Regions from separate parts of the Homo sapiens genome. Here all the other regions are linked to region 1. A link is a contact called in ENCODE Hi-C or POLR2A ChIA-PET data. All regions are on one chromosome and are shown on one strand. Each heading gives the region's core, a stretch centred on a gene start or an enhancer-like site at or near the end of the contact. The rest is flanking DNA. Distances are from core to core; before and after follow the strand shown. Region 1 overlaps NEDD4L (NEDD4 like E3 ubiquitin protein ligase). Region 2 has its middle 35 kb from the start of ATP8B1. Region 3 overlaps NEDD4L (NEDD4 like E3 ubiquitin protein ligase).

What was found. A loop is a pair of places that touch in the nucleus more often than their neighbours do. ChIA-PET counts read pairs that join two places held with the same protein, here RNA polymerase II (POLR2A). Pooled maps may share reads with other maps.
Region 2: a pooled map shows a loop between it and region 1 (4-fold over the local background). The contact joins two enhancer-like sites. A Hi-C loop is called at or near these places in 2 of 37 single-sample maps with no recorded cell type and 4 of 50 pooled maps.
Region 3: a loop to region 1 is called in a pooled map, with 2.9 times the contacts of the local background. The contact joins two enhancer-like sites. A Hi-C loop is called at or near these places in 2 of 50 pooled maps. POLR2A ChIA-PET finds 5 or more read pairs at or near these places in 2 of 52 experiments (WTC11 and naive thymus-derived CD4-positive, alpha-beta T cell).

Annotation. Positions count from the first base shown.
Region 1 is chr18:58,090,150-58,092,727 of GRCh38, forward strand. All of the region lies in intron 1 of NEDD4L (NEDD4 like E3 ubiquitin protein ligase), which reads left to right. Among named protein-coding and RNA genes, the nearest start is that of NEDD4L, 47 kb to the left of the region's middle. RefSeq lists enhancers at 935-1,034, 1,045-1,194. Within about 2 kb of position 1,307, at least 9 of the 41 ENCODE cell types and tissues checked have a DNase peak (open chromatin) inside an H3K27ac peak, as active enhancers do.
Region 2 is chr18:57,836,716-57,839,293 of GRCh38, forward strand. It overlaps the pseudogene RSL24D1P11. Among named protein-coding and RNA genes, the nearest start is that of ATP8B1, 35 kb to the left of the region's middle. Within about 2 kb of position 1,301, at least 3 of the 41 ENCODE cell types and tissues checked have a DNase peak (open chromatin) inside an H3K27ac peak, as active enhancers do.
Region 3 is chr18:58,302,248-58,304,825 of GRCh38, forward strand. The region is part of intron 5 of NEDD4L (NEDD4 like E3 ubiquitin protein ligase); the gene reads left to right. Among named protein-coding and RNA genes, the nearest start is that of MIR122HG, 140 kb to the right of the region's middle. Within about 2 kb of position 1,309, at least 3 of the 41 ENCODE cell types and tissues checked have a DNase peak (open chromatin) inside an H3K27ac peak, as active enhancers do.

The sequences.
Region 1 (2,578 bases), core at 57-2,556:
TCTTAGAGGGTGGGCTTTATCTGTGGTTCTTAGTTAGCCTCACCTTCATTCTTCCTTTTGGTGTTACGGTCTTGCTTACTGCTTTGGGAATGGATTTGTTGAAACTACATGTGACTAGTTTAGGGACCCAGTAGGAGGTTTTACTATAAGTGTAAATTAACATGTGCCTTTGGGGGACCTTAAAAGTTTTTGTCATTGGGCCATGAGATCTGAGTGCAGCTGGTAGAACCTCCTTGTTTTCTTTGGTATGAGAACTCCTGGGCTTTTGTTGGTTCCTTCCGTTTTCTCCGGTGTATTACCATTTCACATCACAGTGATATTATCCAGATAACACCCATGATTTGTTTTTAACGGAGTTTCACTCTGTTGCCCAGGCTGGAATGCAGCGGTGCGATCTTGGCTCACTGCAACCTTCACCTCCTGGTTCAAGCGATTCTCCTGCCTCAGCCTCCCAAATAGCTGGGACTGCAGGTGTGCACCACCACGCCTGGCTAATTTTTGTATTTTTAGTAGAGGCGGGGATTCGCCATGTTGGCCAGACTGGACTTGAATTCCTGACCTCAATTGATCCACCCACCTTGGCCTCCCAAAGTGCTGGGATTACAGGCACGAGCCAATGCACCTGGCCACACCTGTGATTTATTTTATTTCATTTGAGATTTCAGACTTTGTCGCTTGTTCTTTCTGTAGAAGTTTTTTCATAGAAGTATGTTGTTTCAAAAGCAACCTTCAAATAGTAGACTTAGCTTGGATGAGAATCTAAAAGTCTTTGAGTCCAACAACCAAGCAGGTCCCCTGTCCAGGAAGTACCTTATAGCTGATGTTTGAGTATCCCTGCAGATGGGAACTCACTACCTCCTGAAGCACCTTACTTCTACCCTTGGAATAGTAACAGAGATTAAAATGTCCTTCCTTAATTTGAGGTGAAATCTGCCTTCTTGTCCATTTTACACACACTAACCTTCCTTCCACCATGCAAGCTGAGAGAGAGCCAGGTTGAGCCTGTGTTTCCACAACAACTCTTCTCAGACCTCCTGCTGCCACCTACCATGCACTTGCTCTTCACTGGCTAGGTTCCAGTTGCTCTGTACCTTTCCTAAAGTGTGGTGACCAGAATTTGGCACAGTGAGGGAAGGTTCCAGAGCCCTTTAGTGTTATCGGGGGCACAGAGCTTGGGCTTTGGAGTCGCTCAGATCTTGAGTTGATATGCACTTCTTTGTCCTTGAGCAAATGATTGAACCTTCTTGGACTCTCAGTTCCTCATTAATAAAATGAAGATGAAACAAGATGAGATGGACTGTGCACATTTCCTGATGGGGGCTGGTATGTGCTGGTGCCCAGTGCAAAGTGGCTGCTGGCAGAATGGTGAGTCACCAGTACCTGCTCCCTTCACTGAGTGCTTCCTGTGTGCCTGGCACCATTGCTCAGGGCTTTACATGGACTTACTCATTTCATTTTCACTGCAGCCTAGAGCGTAAGTAAGTATTTGCTTTATCCCCATCTTATAGATGAGGCATTTGATTCTCAAAAAGGTTTCATAGCTTGCCCATGTTCTAGCAGCTAGTAAAAGGAGAAGCCAGAGTTTTCATTTAGGTGGGAGTCCTCAACCTGCTTTCTTAACTGCTGTGATCTGCACTGTGGCATGAGAGTTTGTCTTAATGTAAATGCACATGTAATAGCATTATTCACATTGCCTGAGACTGTGGAAGCTCCTTTGGCAACCAGATGCCACAGGGGACTCATTTCATGCTTTTAGAAGACTTGAGCCACTACATGCCCTGGGAACTGTGTTGCTTCCCCACTGGCCATCACTCTTGCTTTTGTAAGGGATGTCACATTGAGCCATTAAGTGTCATCTCTGGAACTCATGACTCTGTTATTCCACATATTAGGTTTTCTTTGTAGCTTTGTGTCAACTCCAAGCCAGGTAAATAAATCTTGGAAGAACCAAGTTACAGATGTGAGTAAAAGAGGGGATGGCAGGGGGCAGAAGTCAGGGCAGGCCCTGTGACTTGCCACCAGCATCCTCCCTTCGGGGGAGGTCCTTTCATCTGGGTGCTAGCTGGAGGAATTGGCAACGTCGGAGATAAAGGTGTAGATGCACCAGCTGAACGTCTTGCTCTGTTTCCCATTTTACGTATAAGATGGGTGATGGCATGCTGCATTCAGATCCCCATGGGTGTATTTGGGATTTGGGGTGGGGGATTGTGTGTAGAAGGCAGGAAAGATTGCCCAGCAACTCTCATTTGAATTGAGGGTGGAAGCGGTTCTCGGGCACAGTATGCCAAGGCCCAGGGCGTCCAAGGGACAGAGCAGAGATCACAGATGCTGAACGGGTGGGGAAGGAGCACTAGGCAGGGCATTTCTGATGAGACTTTGATTTGGGAGGTACGAAAGTTGTATGAGGAATCTTGATAAACTGCTTAGAGTGAATGGAGATGAGTAGGAATCACCACCATTCACATACTGGCTCTGCAAGCCACTCAGCACAGCTCTGCACCTGCTCTTATGGAGGAGAAGACAAGCAGAAGAGAATGTTCTGATCTAGAAGAGTTCGTGTAAGAGCATGAAGGCAACA
Region 2 (2,578 bases), core at 51-2,550, 250 kb before region 1:
CCTGGCTTTCCCCAGCTGCCAGCTTGCAGATGGCAGATGGTGGGACTTCTCGGCCTCCACAATCACATAAGCCAATTCCTTATGATAACTCTCCTTCTCTTTCTCTCCTCTCCCCTCTCTATTTTGAGCTGATTATTTTGGGAAACTGCAACCACAGGAGAAGCTCTGAAAACAGAGTGGAAGTTACCTTATCATCCACATTACCCCAGGAGGACAGGATGACTCTAAGTCACTGGAGACAGTTATCCTTTATTGATGGAGAAGGCACTGACTTAAATCTCCATAACAAATCTTACTCTTATTTGCCAGTTTTTCCTGAGCATAATCAACTTTCCCTACACCCTTCTTTTTGTTTCAGCAGACATGGCATTTAAGTGTGAGTTCAAAGCCACCTCTTTGAAATTTACCAATTTCTCTGGGTATCTCCCTGTATACTACACGAGGTATACATGTTAATAATCTTCTGTTTATTTGTCTCTTTTTAATCTGTTTTTTGTTACAGTGGCCCATCCCAACTAAGAATTATGAAAGATTGAGAGAAAATTATCTATTTCCCTACATTTATAGTAATGTAAATAGCATAGCCACTCTGGAAAATATCAGTTTCTTAAAAAGCTAAACACTTGGCCAGGCACAGTGGCTCACATCTGTAATCCTAACACCTTGGGAGGCCAAGGCGGGCAGATCACCTGAGGTCAGGGGTTTGAGACCAGGCTGGCCAACATGTCAAAACCCCGTCACTACTAAAAAATACAAAAATTAGCTGGGAGTGATGGCAGGCGCCAATAATCCCAGCCATTCAGGAGGCTGAGGCAGGAGAATGGCTTGAACCTCGGAGGCGGAGGTTGCAGGGGGCAAAGATCGCGTCACTGCACTTCAGCCTGGGCGGCAGAGCAAGACTCTGTCTCAAAAAAAAAAAAAAAAAAAATAGGCCAGGCACAGTGGCTCAAGCCTGTAATCCCAGCACTTTGGGAGGCCGAGGTGGGCAGATCACGAGGTCAGGAGATCGAGACCATCCTGGCTAACACGGTGAAACCCCCTCTCTACTAAAAATACAAAAAATCAGCCGGGCGCAGTGGCAGGCGCCTATAGTCCCAGCTACTTGGGAGGCTGAGGCAGGAGAATGGCATGAACCCGGGAGGCGGAGCTTGCAGTGAGCCGAGATTGCGCCACTGCACTCCAGCCTAGGCGACAGAGCGAGACTCCGTCTCAAAAGAAAAAAAAAAATTCTGATCCCCGAATGCTCAGGGAGACTGATTTGAGTAATAATGAAACTCTGGTCTCCCACACAGACAGCTCTGCATGAATGACTCTTTCTCTGTAGAAATTCCCCTATCTTGATAAAACAGCTCTGTCTAGGCAGTGAGCAGGGTGAACCCGCTGGGCAGTTACAGCATGAGGCAGCCTTGTAGTGATGGCACAGTTGTGTATCTCGATTGTGTTGGTGGTTACAGGAAGCTACACTCGTAATAAGATTGTATAGAAGTACACACGTGTGTGCTTATAAAAACAATGAAATCTGAATCAGCTCTGTGGAGCATTTCAATGTCAATTTCCTGATTTTGATTTTGTACTGTAATTATTCAAGATGTTACCACCACTGAAGGAGGCTAGGTATAGGGTACACTGGGCCTCCCTGTACACTTTCTTTGAACCTTCTGGTGACTCTATCATTATTTCAAAATGAAAAGTCAAAAAAGAAATTGTAGTTGGGCTCTCAAGCTTAGCGTGTGGTCAGTGGGGAACCACACGGGTTCAACATGCGCATCGAGAAGTGTTATTTCTGTTCGGGGCCCATCTACCCTGGCTATGACATGTTGTTCATCCACAACGATTGCAAAGTGTTCGGATTTTGTAAATCTAAATGTCATAAACACTTTAAAAAGAAGTGCAATCCTCGCAAAGTTAGGCGGACCAAACCATTCCAGAAAGCAGCTGGTAAAGAGCTTACAGTAGATAATTCATTTGAATTTGACAAACATAGAAATGAACTTATCAAATACCAGCGAGAGCTATGGAATAAAACTATTGATGCAATGAAGAGAGTTGAAGAGATCAAACAGAAACACCAAGCTAAATTTATAATGAACAGATTGAAGAAAAATAAAGAGCTACAGAAAGTTCAGGATATCAAAGAAGTCAAGCAAAGCATCCATCTTACCCAAGCCCGTCTTGCAGGCAAAGGGAAGGAGTTGGAAGAGAAAATGGTACAGCAGTTACAACAGGATGTGGACATGAAGATGCTTCTTAAACATTTCTGTAACCATTTATTTTATGGACATTTGAAAATGCCCTTTGGAGACTTGGAACTGCTAAATTATTAGTTTATTTTTTACATAAGTTCATTTAAATGAAAAGTGATTAAAATATATCTCTCCTACACTGCCATCTACAAAACACAAGATATTACGGATGTTAGATTGCATCTCAGTATTAAATCTTCACTGATATGTGTACTTATGTAAATCACGAAAATTCTACTTATAACTGTAGAAGTGAATTGTGGACGTAAAATGGTTATGTCATCTGGATAATGGACTAGACAGCATTTGTATAATCACTAATGGCAAAAAATCAT
Region 3 (2,578 bases), core at 59-2,558, 210 kb after region 1:
AAAAGAAGTCATTTCTAAAATCCCAAGAGAGTGTCCCCGTTTTGAGGTTAGAGCACGTTTTTTAGCCTTATTTAGTCTTGCATCTTGCTCCTTATGCTACCTTTCATTGCTTTATGAAATTATTTTTTAAGGGATACTTTCTAACATTCCATCCCACTTTTTTTAAAGCTCGTTCATATACTTTGTCCTCACAGAATAGAACAGGGTTTCTCAAATTGCACACACTGAACTCTGCAACACAACAGTTCCTTCATTGGAGACCAGATGAATTGAACCACTGGCTTTCTGAAAATAACTGTATGCTTTCCAGTTGGCCAGCCTTGGCAGGGACCCACTACTACTCCTATTTCTCAACAGTCAATTTAAAATATTGACAGTAGCTTAATAACATTCAATAGTAACTTGCAGCAGCCTTTCATATACCCTGACATCTGAGATATGTACCAGTTTATGAAATAGAACACGCAGATGGTCTTAGCCCCATTTTCCAGATGAGGACCCTTGTCCAGGGAAGGATTGGTGCCCATTTAGCTAGCTCTTTCCCAGCAAGCAACAGTACCCAAGGCTCCATGCCCCAGGCCTGGGAGGACCCCTCCCACGGCGTACTTCAGATCTCCACCTGTGACTTTGAACACATGCTTCGAGGTGATGTACTTCTTGGAGATAGTGCTTTCCTCATCTCTTCTACCTTGTAGTCGTCAGTAGAGGGCATGCAGTGCAACAGAAGTGGATTTCAGGACTGAGACTAGGGTGAGGCAAGAGAGGCATCAGAATGCAAAAGTGAAGTAGACACCTGCCGTCAGCACTGGGCAGCCCTGCTCCTGGGGCCTTACTTGACTCATCCTGGTGGGTTTTCCAAATGGCAGAGGTGCACAACCACTTCTTGCAAGCATGGGCACTTGAATTGTAGCCCATGTACACAGTGATTCTTGGAAAAAGTCATGAGTAATGAATGGAACTTTTCTCTCCCAGGTTGATCTTGTGTTTTGAGACATAAAGAGTCAAAGGTTGGTGCCTAGGATGCTCATTCTTATTGTTTTTGGTAGTTTGATTGTTGAAGGCTTTTGACACGACATTGAAGTGAATATTTGGGGCATTTTGCTCCTCTGGGCTTTTCTCTAAAGCACCCTCACATTTCCTCTCTCATGTTCCTGGGCTTTCCTGGCTTTGATGCTAGCCCCACTGTGTGTTCCCATTAATAGCCCTATGTAGCCTGGCTCCTTATTCTGGAAACTGTGTAACTTTTGCTCTTGATCTTAAACACAACTCAGTCTTGCAAGGAGCTCCGCCTTTGGTCTCAGCTTCTTGGGGATTTCCCTGGCAGCCACATAGTGAACTATGTCACACTCTCTGTTTTACCCGTTAATAAGGAAATACTCTGGTACATGGAGCTTTGCTTGCTGATCTTTTTCTAAGTACTCTGGGGGCAAAAGGAAAAGCAGCTAGAGGATAAGGATGTAACTTTCTTCAAATTAAGCCATCCTGACCCGTGGTAGAGATTAGCCACTAAGAAATAGTGGAAACAAATAACTGTTTCACTCTTGAGTGTTAGCATGGAAGAGATTCTGGTTGAAATCCTAGTCCTGCCACTTTCTGGTTACAGAAACTTACATTACTTTTCTTTTGATGTTTCAAGGAGATAGGAGTTAAAGAAAAATGAACACCAGATTACTAGAACATTCTTATAGAGTTGCCCAAAGATGGAATGGACACCTTCCAGAGTGGAGGGGAGGGAGTAGGATTGGACAGTAGTCCTCAACTGGGAGCACTTCTTCCCCCTGACCCCACACCTGCCTCCCAGGGACGTTTGACAGTTTTGGATTGCACAAAACTGAGGGGTGAGAGTTGCTGCTATATCTAGTGAGCAGAAGCCAGAGATGCTTCCAAATACCTTACGAAGCATAGGACAGCCCTCACGGAAAGAATTATCTAGCTCCAAATGTTAATGATGCTGACTTTGAGATACCCTAGTCAGAAGTAACATTTATTGGCCAGGGGCAGTGGCTCATACCTGTAATCTCAGCACTTTGGGAAGCCGAGGTGGGAGGATCACTTAAGCCCAGGACTTTGAGACCACCTGGACAAGACCCTGTCTCTACAAAAAAAAAAAAAAAAAATTAGCCTGATGTGGTAGTACATGCCTGTAGTCTTAGCTACTCAGGAGGCTGAAGTGGGAGGATTGCTTGGACCCAGGAGTTTGAGGCTACAGTGAGCTATGTTTGTGACACTGCACTTCAGCCTGGGCAACATAACAAGACTCTGTCTCAATTAAAAAAGAAAGAAAGAACATTTGTTGAATCTAATTTTCCCATGTAATATCAATGACTGTGCAAGATAAAGTGGTTTTTATCCTCACTTTGGATGAGATTGGCCTTTGGTGATTGAGAAACCTTCCTTTGGTTGTTCAGCTACTTCTAGATAGACATGGGATTTTAAACTAGCCATCTATATGTCCAAAACCCATCCGCTTTCCACAAACCCATTATGTAGTTAGCTCCCCATCACTGATGATGTTCAAAGCTAAGCAGGGTGAGCAACCACTTGAAAGAGGGGATGGATGAGGATACAAGCCTAAGAT